Regions from separate parts of the Homo sapiens genome. Here region 2 is linked to region 1. The links are chromatin contacts, found by Hi-C or POLR2A ChIA-PET in ENCODE. All regions are on one chromosome and are shown on one strand. The core of a region is the stretch at or near the end of the contact, and the rest is flanking DNA. Distances in the headings are between cores, read along the strand shown. Region 1 overlaps NREP (neuronal regeneration related protein). Region 2 has its middle 17 kb from the start of NREP.

Region 1 (5,449 bases), core at 1,745-4,244:
TGCCACAGACTGGGCAGCTTACACAACAGAAATTTATTTTCTAACAATCTGGACGCTGGAAGTCTGAGATCAAGATGTTGGCAGGGTTGGTTTCTTCTGAGGCCTCCCTTCTGGGCTTGTAGATGGCTGTCTTCTCCCTGTGTCTTCATATGGTCTTTCCTCTGTGTATCTGTGTCCTAATCTCTTCTTAGAAGGACATGGGTCACTTGAGATTAGGGCCCACCCTGATGATGTCCTTATTTTAACTTAATTGCCTCTGCAAAGATCCTGTTTCCAAATACAATCACATTCTGAGGTATTGGTGGTTAGGACTTCCCCATATGAATTTTGAGGTGATACAAGTCAGCCCATAACACATTTTTAAAAGTAAATTTTTGTGGATTGATCACCCCTGCTGTACCTGCCCCACCCCCAGACGTGAGCATCTAGAAGGCAGAAACTCTGTTTCTCTTGCAATTCCCACAACCTAACAGTGTCCAGCACTTTGCAGCTATTTCATGAACTCTTGCTGCATGAATGCAAAAAAGGTTGGTAAGAAACTTGAAGTTGAAAAGTGGCACTATTTCTGACTGCCAGAAGTAGCACCTGGCGAGTAGACTAGAACATGTTCCGATGAGAAGAAGAGGCAAAGAAAATACAGTACATTTAAACCGAGACAGCTTTTGACAGAAAGGCAAATGATTGTTGCTTGGGATCACCCATTCTCCACATCCAGCACTGGGAATGGAATGGAAGTTCAGGCCCTTGCGGAATACCAAAGGTCAGGTCTGAATCATTTGAGAGCAAAGGTAATTAATGATTGTCAATAGATCTTTTCTCTTAAGCTCTTCACTTTAGAGTCTCAAAATACTGCAGGTATAAGAAAGAACAATGCTGTAATGCAGATAGATCATATTTGTTTCCAGTAATTTACCACGGTTTCTTAAAACTAGCTGTGCTTAAAAAAATGAAAAGTTTAAATATCTCCTTTAGGTACTATGTCTAGGGATATGCTGAGTTCTTAGATACCAGCCAAGCAGGTTTTAAGAATGTAACTGAGACTCCTCTGTCCCTGCCATTTTTGGCTTAAGGTTCTGACTTTGAAGGAGATTGGAAAACTACCAGAAGGCCAAAGCAACGTTCATTTTTCTAAAAGTATACAATGATTACTTGATGATTCAAATACTAAAAAATGCCTAATGTGCTAAAAATGCCTAATAGTGAAAAAAAAAGCCTTGGTCAGTGTAACAAATATGAAGTAAGGGAGAAAGTTTCCTTAGTCATGTGTGTTTTGCTGTCAGATATTCATGTTCCCAAGTTCTTTGGCAAAAGTCATTGGCTTTTTTTTTGTTTTTGTTTTTGTTTTTTTTTTTTTTAGCAAATGGAGAGTTCTTAGAACAACAGATTGTTAGAATAGGTGTAATAATTTCTGAAAGGCAAGCTATTTTCCCCTACAAATTAGACTTTGGTGGTTTTAGTAATGATGCTTAGAAGTTAAATGTTAAAGCAGTGTCATTTCGTTAAAATGGAATATCCCAGAAAAGCACAAGAACGCAAGAATGACAATACTTACCTGACCTTGCTTTTCTTTGCTTCCTGTGCCTACAAAGTTTTTACATGTACTTTTATCAACGTTTTTGGTTTCCAACAGAACTTAATTTCTCACTAATATTTTAAGACTGTACTTGAAATATGATTTTTAAAGTGGTAATATAGAAATGTAATCACTTTATATCCATTTATATGAAGTGAATTTAACAGTAGATTCAAACTTGGGGTCCCCTAAAGTTGAGCCCAAACTGGGCTTTTGTGTGCTGTGACTTTGTTATAAGTCTGAAAAAAGCTTGTGTATTTGAGATTATTTTGTTTTCTTCACCCATTCCTGGATAAAGGAAATGTCAGAAGTGGCTGCTTGTCCCAAACAAGGCAGATGGTGGATTACTTTCTGAAGGAGCTGGGCACAGGAGAGGAATATGTGGAAAAGTAAGGTGGTTGGGGTGAGGGGAACCACATGGCTCAGAAAACAGACCCAGTCCAAAAAGAAAATAGTTCTAGCTCTTGCAGAATGAGCTCTCTTTAAGACCCAAACGTGGGTGGCGGCTGTGGACTGGTATAATTTTGAGGGAGTGGTGGTAGGCGATTTGCATTCTGGGATAATGCGAGGGCAGCAGGATAGTGGAAGGAACTGAAGTTTAGAATCTGGAAACCTAGTGTGAGTTTCAGTCCTACCCTACACTACCTGTGTGACTTGGGGCAAGTCGACCTTTTTGAGTTTCAATTTCTTCATTTGTTTAATGATAAGACCAATATTATTGGCTTATCATCAGGACAAATTAAGTAATGTATGCAAAATTGCTTTGTAAGCTAGGATGTGCTACAAATGTCACTGGTGTAGAGCAAAGATAGTTAGTTACTGTTCAATTATTCCGAAGAGTGAACACACTTAGCCATCTACATTTCCTACCCTAGATTCCCTGACAAAATGGATTGATCGGGGTATACCAAGCATTACAGTCAACTCAATGATTAGGTTACCTCAATTACGGCTTCCAAAACCAAAATGTAAACACACATCTAAGTCTGTTTGTTAATCTGTTAATGAGGTGTGACTCTTAATTGTTGTTTATTAAATGTGAGGCTTATTTATTGCAGAATTTGGAGAATCTGATCTGGAGGGAATCTTACCTAATTTCACTCTGCTTTCAATCAGAACTATATTAAATGTGAATTAGCCCTGACAGATGGTTGTTGGATTCTGTTTCTAAATTTTTTAAAGAAGATTTCACAGTTTTTCTCTAATTTCTTTTAGTAATTTGACAATTCTTATGCTGAGTTCTTCCTTAGAGCTGACCCAAATCTTAGTTGTAATTTTAAGGCCTTTCCCCTCTCCTGTCATTACTTGAAGATGGAGAACAGCTGGTCGGCAACCTTATGCTAATCATCCTTTGTATATTTAAAGAAGAGTTACTCAGTTCCACTCCCTCGCTCCACCCCCTCCCACCACCGAATTCATCAGCTAGTATTCTCTGAATCATTCATGGTGATGACACCTATCTCCCGCCCCTCCCTCAGACACTTGGCTGTTTCAGGCAGCTGGGCAGAATGTGTTGTCACTGGCCACATGGACTTGGAGAGAATCTGGGCTGCTGCTTTCTTTCCTCTTTTATTTTATTCATAATCTTTGGCCTTCTAATAAATGATCAGAATAACCCTTAACAGTGTTTGATGGAGTTTTGCAAGGATACTTATAGAATCCTTTGAAAGTTAGACCTCCCCGATGACTTAGTGCACTCAGCCAGACATACCATGAAGCTGCTACTTTGCCTGCTAAAAATAACATTGATTGATATCTCTGCTTTATTGGACTTAATCTTGGAAGACATCGAGCTGAAACTCTCCTGAGTGCAGTGCGTGTTCAGAAGCACACTAACAGTTTGAAAGAGTTAATGGTTTCCCCAGTGCTCTAAGTGGTAGTCGGGAATAAGTAACCATTGAGGAGAATTGAGCTCATTAAGGTTATCCCGTGTAGTTTCAGAGTGGATCCTGTTTTTAATCTGAATGTGTATGCTTTTGTGTCTCTATAGGTTTATTACCCAGAACTCTTTGTCTGGGTCAGTCAAGAACCATTTCCAAACAAGGACATGGAGGGAAGGCTTCCTAAGGTAAGATCCTTAGATGCCATATTGTTAACACTATTTTCAATATAGAAACAATTGTTTTAAAATATCAGAGCTTTTTCATTTGAATACCCATTATAGGCTGCTATAACAATCCATTAATCTGATACTATGATGACCTTGGAAATAATGTACTTTTAAAAAATATCCTAAAGTCCTATGACTTAAAGTTCACATTATCTTCCTTCATAAATGAAAAATTTTCATTTAAAACATGGAATCAGTTTATCAAAGTACAGTTTACAGGTTTTAAGTCTGTTCCATTTCTGGTTAGACAAACTCAAATACAATGATCAAACTAAAAGATTTCTTAAAAGTATGATGACTATTAATTGTCTGCTAATGAAGTCTGAAGGTCTGATAAGATTATCCATGAAGCAAAAGGGAGGAACAAAAAAACTGTTACATTTCTTTCTTCTAATTTTTGAGCCTAAAAACCATTTTTTATAAACGTGGTTTCATTGTTCTGACATCTTAGGTGTGGCAGTTCTCTGCCTCAAGAAAATTTGTAAAATTTATATTTTAGATTTTAGCATAATTTCTGAAACAAACAATAACAACTACTTACCAGTTTTTACTGTAGATACTGGACTTTGCCTCTTAGGGTGAATACTTGTTTGACTTCAAGCGGGGAGAGTATACTTTTTAACCAATGACTTGCTGATTTTGCAGTTAAGAAAGAAAAACAGAATCCACTGAAAATAAAATTTCTATTTGAAAGTTTCATAAGTGTAATTGACTAACGGTGAGTCCTCCCCCAGCTGTTACTGGTATTTCAATGTTTAAGAAATTATTTTATTTACACTAAATAGTATCAACAATTCCCTATCTTATACTGGCAGGCAGAAACTGAAGAGGTTGTATCAACTGGCAGTTTGCACTGAAAGAAAACAATCTTAAATCACTTTTAATCTTGCAGAGCATTTTTGAAGGTCAAGGTTGAAATCACTGGCAGGAAAGTAGGTGAACAAAATGGTTTGACCCTGCCTGAACTAGACTTGCACTGATTTGTAGAGCTGGAGTGGAAGAGAGCTAAAATAGTAGCGCTTTCCTTAAAAGACACCCACACCCCACCACCTCACCAGCAGCACACCAGCGGCACGAGCAGTATAACCACAGACATTCGTCACTGTGCCAGATCAGGGCATAATTCTCTTAAGGCAGCTGAGGCCTTCACATTAGTTCTTGCCTCATTCAGGCATCCAGAGGTCCTCTCTCTTTGATACTGGTGACATAAACCAGAGGGGCAAGACTAGGCATAGTTCCTTGATGAGTTCAGTGGTGCCTCACCGTACCCTTAGAAAGCCAGCCCTGCTGTGCTAGGTCTTGTCTCACACAAAGACATGCTCCCAGGGGTGGGCACCGTGGATCATGGTATTCAGGTCTTCTGCTATTTTAAGTTCTTTCTTCTCTAAATATGTGAATAATATTTTAAGCATAGTGTTATTTGTTCTTTTTCCAGAAGTTCCCTTCTGGAAAAGCATATCTTTGTATAATTGTAGGAAAAATAATCTTGACTTACTTGGTCCAAAGCACATTATTAACTGGGGATTAATTTCCTAGTAGTCATCTGTCGGGAGGGCTGATCCACCCCGAGGCACATTAACTGGCGTGACTTTCAGGACGGCGGGGCTGTGGGAGCCACTGGACACATCTGCCCCCCAACCCCTAGCCTCTTGAATTACTCAAGTCCCTCAGCTCTGTTGGCACAAATACGTGCTGGATGATAGAAGAACCGTTTTTCCCATGGATGAACTTTTTTTGGCTTGAATTCTTACAAGGCCTGACTTCTG
Region 2 (5,449 bases), core at 848-3,347, 39 kb before region 1:
ATAAATGAAACCACATTTGTATCTTCCTTCTTTCCTTCAACATGTCAGAGTGATTTTCCATGTTGTAGTGTAAACTGATGTTTCCATCAGCTTATTCTTTTTGTTGTTGTCTATTATTCCATTGTATGAATCGACGACTATTTATTCATTCTCTTGTTGATGGACATATGGAATGTTTCCAGTTAAGGGCTATTTTGAAAAAATCTGCAATGAACAGACTTGCGCATGTCTTTTGGTGGATATATGCATTTATTTCTCATACACCTAGGAGCAGCTGGGGTCATGCAATAGGTAGGTGTATGTTTAGCTTTAGTGAACATTGCTAAACAGTTTTCCAAAATAGATGTTCCAATTTTGATCATTCTTTTTAACAGCTGCATAGCATTACATTAGTATTCCCATCATGTATTTAAACTAGCCCACTCTTAATAAAGATGAAAGTTATTTTCAAACATTTGCTTGGAACAAAATATGCTCCAAATAATACCCCTTGACATAAATTATCTTGCACATATACAAGTTTATCTAGAGGAAAAATTATGACATGAATTTACTTGACCCAAGGATATGCTTATTTTTAATGTGAGTCTATATGACCAAATTGCTCTCCAAAGTGTTTCAACTGGTACATACTGCTCCTGGCAGGGTTTGAGGCTATTCACCTCATACTTACTGACAGTAAATCATCAAATGTTTTAAACTTGTTAATCCAGTAGTTATAAATTACATTTTTATGGTTTTTTATAGTTTTAATTTGAAAGTCTCTTATTATAAGTGATAGTGAATATTTTCATAAGTGCAAAAGCACTTATCATTCCTTTATTGTGATCTATCTTTTAATATCCTTCACCCCTTATTAGGTTCTTGGTCTTTTATTGATTTAGAAGAATACTTTTTAAATGGAAGAAATTAAGTTCTTTCTTTGTGATAGGAGTCACAAGTATTTTCCCCCAAATTGTTGTTTGTCTTCTCCCTCTGTTGATAATTGAGAGAATATTTTGGAATATTTTCTTCGCATCAAATTTTCAAAGCATATTTTACAAAGCCCTCGTCTACCCTTCTTCTGCCACCTGTAAGATGTATCTTAATCATTATTAATGAATAAAAAAATTATGCTCTAAATATACTCTCTGGATTATTAAAAATAATCCTGCTCTAATGCATATTCCCGAGAATTGAAAGGAAGACCGCATGTATAAAAGTAATTGGCAGGCACACAGAATATGAGTAGGGCTGCTGTGTTGCAAACTTTCTCAAGGAAGCAAAAGGCAGTTTGCATTCTTAGCAAGATTCTGCATTAGGATCATGTGCTCAGCTTTGACAAGTATTTATATGTGGTAATCAGCTGCCTCCTGCTACCCTAGGGCAGCCCACAAGTCACAGGGAGATTGCCAGGCACTCACTTCACACTGCTCCCTAAAGATTTGGTCATTTTGGAGTATCCCATAAAATGCCCTTAAAATGAGGATTGGTATAGAAAGAAACTTAAGGAATTGTTCTAAATGGTAATATCTCTGTGATACTTGAAAGAATTGAAGTTTAAGCCTGGTATGGTGGCGTGCATCCGTACTCCCAGCTACTTTCGGGGCTAAGGCAGAAGGACTGCTTGAGCCCAGGAGTTAGAAGCCAGCCTGAGCAACATAGCAAAACGCCATCTCTTAAAGAAAAAAACAGAAAACAACAAAATCAAACTATTACTGTGATTCTTCAGGAAAATTTCTCCTCACATCATAAGAGCATTTACTCACTTTTTCCCCCATTAGAATCTTTGCAGCCAGGGACATTTATTATTTGTATCAGTTTTCTCTTCTTAACCATAACCAATTACCACAAATTTAGCAATAAAGACAACACCCATACTTTATCTCATAAATCTGCAGATTAGAAGTCCAGGTCACCATACTGGTCCTCTGTTTAGAGCCTTACAAGGTAGAAATCAGAATGTCAGCAGGGCTGCATTCCTTTCTGGAGGCTCTGGCAGTTAATCCACTTCTAAATTCATTCAGGTTGTTGGCAGAATTCAGTTCCTTGCGGTCACAAGGCCGAGGGCCCCATTTCCTTACTGGCTGTCAGCCAGGAGCCTCTCTCAGCTCTTTAAGGCCATCTGCACTGCCAGTTATATTGCCCCTCCATCTCCAAACCCACAGAAGGACACTGACTCGTTTACACACTTTGAAACGCTGCATTCCCCTTTCTGTGGCCTTTCTCCTTGCTGCAGCTGAAGGGAGGTTCTATGTTTTTAAAGGCCCAAGTGTGATTAGGTGGGCACAACTGGATAATCCAGGATAATCATCCTATTTTAAGGTCTGCAACCTTAATTATATTAGCAAAGTCTCTTTTACCATGTAAGGTAACATATTTGGAGGTTATAGAGATAGAATGTGGACATCTTTGGCAGCCAATATTCTGCCTACCATAATATCATATGTCTTTTTCCCTTCTTCTCTCCCTTCTTCTCTCCCTCCTTCTCTCCCTCCTTCCCTCCCTCCCTTCTTCCTTCCCTCCCTTCTTCCTTCCTTCCTTTCTTCCTCCCTCCCTTTTTTCCTTTCCCTCTCTCATCTACAGTATCTAGCATAATGCTGGACATGTAATATAAGGAGAACTAAATCAATGCTAATTAGTTCAATGATGTTTCTAGAGTTCTTTGTCCTGAGGCTTCAGTCTAAATTCTGGGAATACATATTGAATGGGGAATTTGTCAAGTGGTTTATAAATTCTCAGATCAGAGTAGAAAACTCTAGGGACGAGCATGCTTTGTGTCACCTCCCCCACGGGTAAGAGCCCAGGTTGAAGGGTCTTCCTGGTCCAGGAGTGTGGTCTTTTGGTATAAGCTACACTCTTGGGATTGCCCTAAGCCCCGCAAGATTTCTCTACAAGCAGGGTACCAGGGAGAGAACACATAAAACTCTGTGTGCCAGAACCAAATTTGGACTTGACAGTGTTTTTCAAAAAATAAGAAAGAATATTAGGCACTCTGTAGAAGGCATTATATTTTTGAACAGAGAAATAACCCACTTTAGTAAAGGAAAACTTTAGATGATCTCAAACCTTAATTTTGGTCCTAGAGTCTTCCTTGTAGATAATATAGAGACATTTTTGCGTGAAAATTTTGATTATAATGTACCAAGGGGCAAATTCTTGTAGATCTTTGTTGCACAACTGAAAACAACAGATTTCCAATCCTCCCCAACAAATTTTATTAAAGATAAATCCTCATTGTTAAATATCCTCAGTAGAATAAATAATCATCTTCTAATTTCTTGAGCAAAGAGATTTTGACTATTACATTAGCTGCTAATTCTTGGTTTATGTGAAATAAAAGCACTGTGTGACCACTATTTTCTTGGAGTGGCCAAGGACCAATTAGTAACCTCCAAATACTATTTATTGTTACATCTGCTTTAGAGAAGTAGGTGTTTATTAGTTTTTATGTATGTTTATGATTCTCTCTCCCTCCTAAGGTATATCTTCCCAGAACATAGTTTACTGCTGAGCAGATAATAGTTCCTTTTCTTCTCTCCTTTTTTTGGTTTCCCCTCAGAGAATTGAAGCTCAGTCTCCTGCAAAGACAGTAGTTTAAAAAAAAATTTAAAAAAAAAGGCTCAGAGAATTGAATGAAAGTTATATGCACTATGACTTGCACAATCTATTGTCTGTTGGGATTACAGCTAGAGACATATAGATGATGTATGAACAAGTATGTTTATAGTAAAATTCTAGAATTATCAATACTATGTTGACTTAGTTGAAAACAGATAAACACGGAACCTAAAATGGAACATTTGAATATCATCATTTTGCTATTTAAGAGAAACTAAGCAGCAGTAACCATTAGTAACAAGATAACATTACCTAATCCAAAGCTGTCATGCTATGAAACACAGCATCGTTTATATTAAACTCCTATTATTAATAATACATAATAAAGAAGATTAATGAAAAGATACACTTCAGGAAAACAACATCTTTCAGGTGCTGAGTCAGAAGTGACTCCAGTTGTGTCTTCATGGGAAACATGCTGCTTTCCCGGGTCGAAGGCTGTGATTGCAGTTCCCATAAAGGACCAGCAGCATCCCTGTTGGTGTCTCGGGGGAGGGGCTGAATGAGAGGACTTGTTGCTGCTTCTCTGAGGCTGCACACCTGTTCCTTTTAGTAGAGCCAGGCTGATGATGCTTCTCAGGTGCATAAAGATGTTCCCTCAAACCAAACCATGACTTGCTGATTGCAGCTGAACCTCCAGACTTTCGGAAACTGGAATATTTCTTGGGTCAAAATGTAATCACATTTTTTAAACAAAAGTTTTGTATATTAATGATGAAAATCTCAAAATTGTTTCTATAAATTTAGTGAAACAAGGATGAACAAAAATAACAAATGAATTGTATTTCAAAACTACTGAAGAGTTTAAAACAAACAAAAAACCTTCTATTCTCTCACCTCTGGTTATTTATCAGGAGTGGAAAAATAAGGCTCTTGGCCAAATATACTGTGATTGAGATGATAATTTTACAAGTCACAGCATGAGGGCAACTAAAGAATCACATTTAAGCAGAAAACCTAGCTTGTAAATTTTCACACAGTAATTACATTTCAAGCTGTAGAGTTATAGGATTTTAGAATGTTAGTACTGAAGGAATTTGGAGAATCTTCCAGTCCAACTCCTCTGTTTTACAGATCGTGGAATTCCTAATAACTTCATTTCCTCTAAAAGTTCTCCTAATGACAGCATCTTACAGTAGCATTTATAACAACTGATTAGCTAAGTGTTTTTAATGGATTTTTAAAAAAATCATTCTATAATCACAGTTTTTTTGCTTCAGTTCTCTAGCTAAAATCGAAGTAATATAGTTCTTAGGGACTTTGCTATAACTTTTGGTTTTCATTAGGATAGGGAAATACTGAATATTGATGGCACAATAAAATCTTGCTTCTAAATATTCTATTGATTTTTTTGTTTTTTTTTTTTTTTGAGATGGAGTTTCACTCTTGTTGCCCAGGCTGGAGTGCAATGGCATGATCTTGGCTCACCACAACCTCCACCTCCCGGGTTCAAGCTATTCTTCTGCCTCAGCCTCCCAAGTAGCTGGGATTACAGGCATGTGCCACCACTCCCAGCTAATTTTTGTATTTTTAGTAGAGACGAGTTTTCTCCATGTTGGTCAGGCTGGTCTCGAACTTCTGACCTCAGGCTATCCGCCCCCCTCAGCCTACCAAAATGCTGGGATTACAGGCATGAGCCACCGCACATAAATGTTCAAGTGTGCATATGTGTGTGTGTGTGTGTGTGTGTGTGTGTGTGTGTGTGTAAAAGACTATGAAGCCTCTCACCAGGCAGTTCTGCTTTCAAATCCTGTCTCTGTCATTTATTAACTGTGTGTGATCTCAGGCAGAGTATTTACTCAGTAATCTCAGATCTGTTAAAATGAGTTAACGAATGCCTAACTCAAAG

The links. Hi-C counts contacts between places; a loop is a spot of excess contacts on that map. ChIA-PET counts read pairs that join two places held with the same protein, here RNA polymerase II (POLR2A). Pooled maps may share reads with other maps.
Region 2: a loop to region 1 is called in a map of prostate gland, with 6 times the contacts of the local background. The contact joins two enhancer-like sites. A Hi-C loop is called at or near these places in 3 of 168 maps with a recorded cell type or tissue (K562, endothelial cell of hepatic sinusoid and prostate gland), 1 of 37 single-sample maps with no recorded cell type and 1 of 50 pooled maps. POLR2A ChIA-PET finds 5 or more read pairs at or near these places in 4 of 52 experiments (GM12878, H1, K562 and 1 more).

The regions. Positions count from the first base shown.
Region 1 is chr5:111,733,622-111,739,070 of GRCh38, reverse strand. NREP (neuronal regeneration related protein) reads left to right here. Exons shown (of 4, transcript NM_004772.4): 3 at 3,564-3,641. It overlaps STARD4-AS1 (STARD4 antisense RNA 1), which reads right to left. Exons shown (of 7, transcript NR_040093.1): 6 at 4,225-5,449; 7 at 1-767. Among named protein-coding and RNA genes, the nearest start is that of NREP, 21 kb to the left of the region's middle. Within about 2 kb of position 2,994, at least 3 of the 41 ENCODE cell types and tissues checked have a DNase peak (open chromatin) inside an H3K27ac peak, as active enhancers do.
Region 2 is chr5:111,771,284-111,776,732 of GRCh38, reverse strand. It overlaps a transcript of NREP not described here. Among named protein-coding and RNA genes, the nearest start is that of NREP, 17 kb to the right of the region's middle. Within about 2 kb of position 2,097, at least 2 of the 41 ENCODE cell types and tissues checked have a DNase peak (open chromatin) inside an H3K27ac peak, as active enhancers do.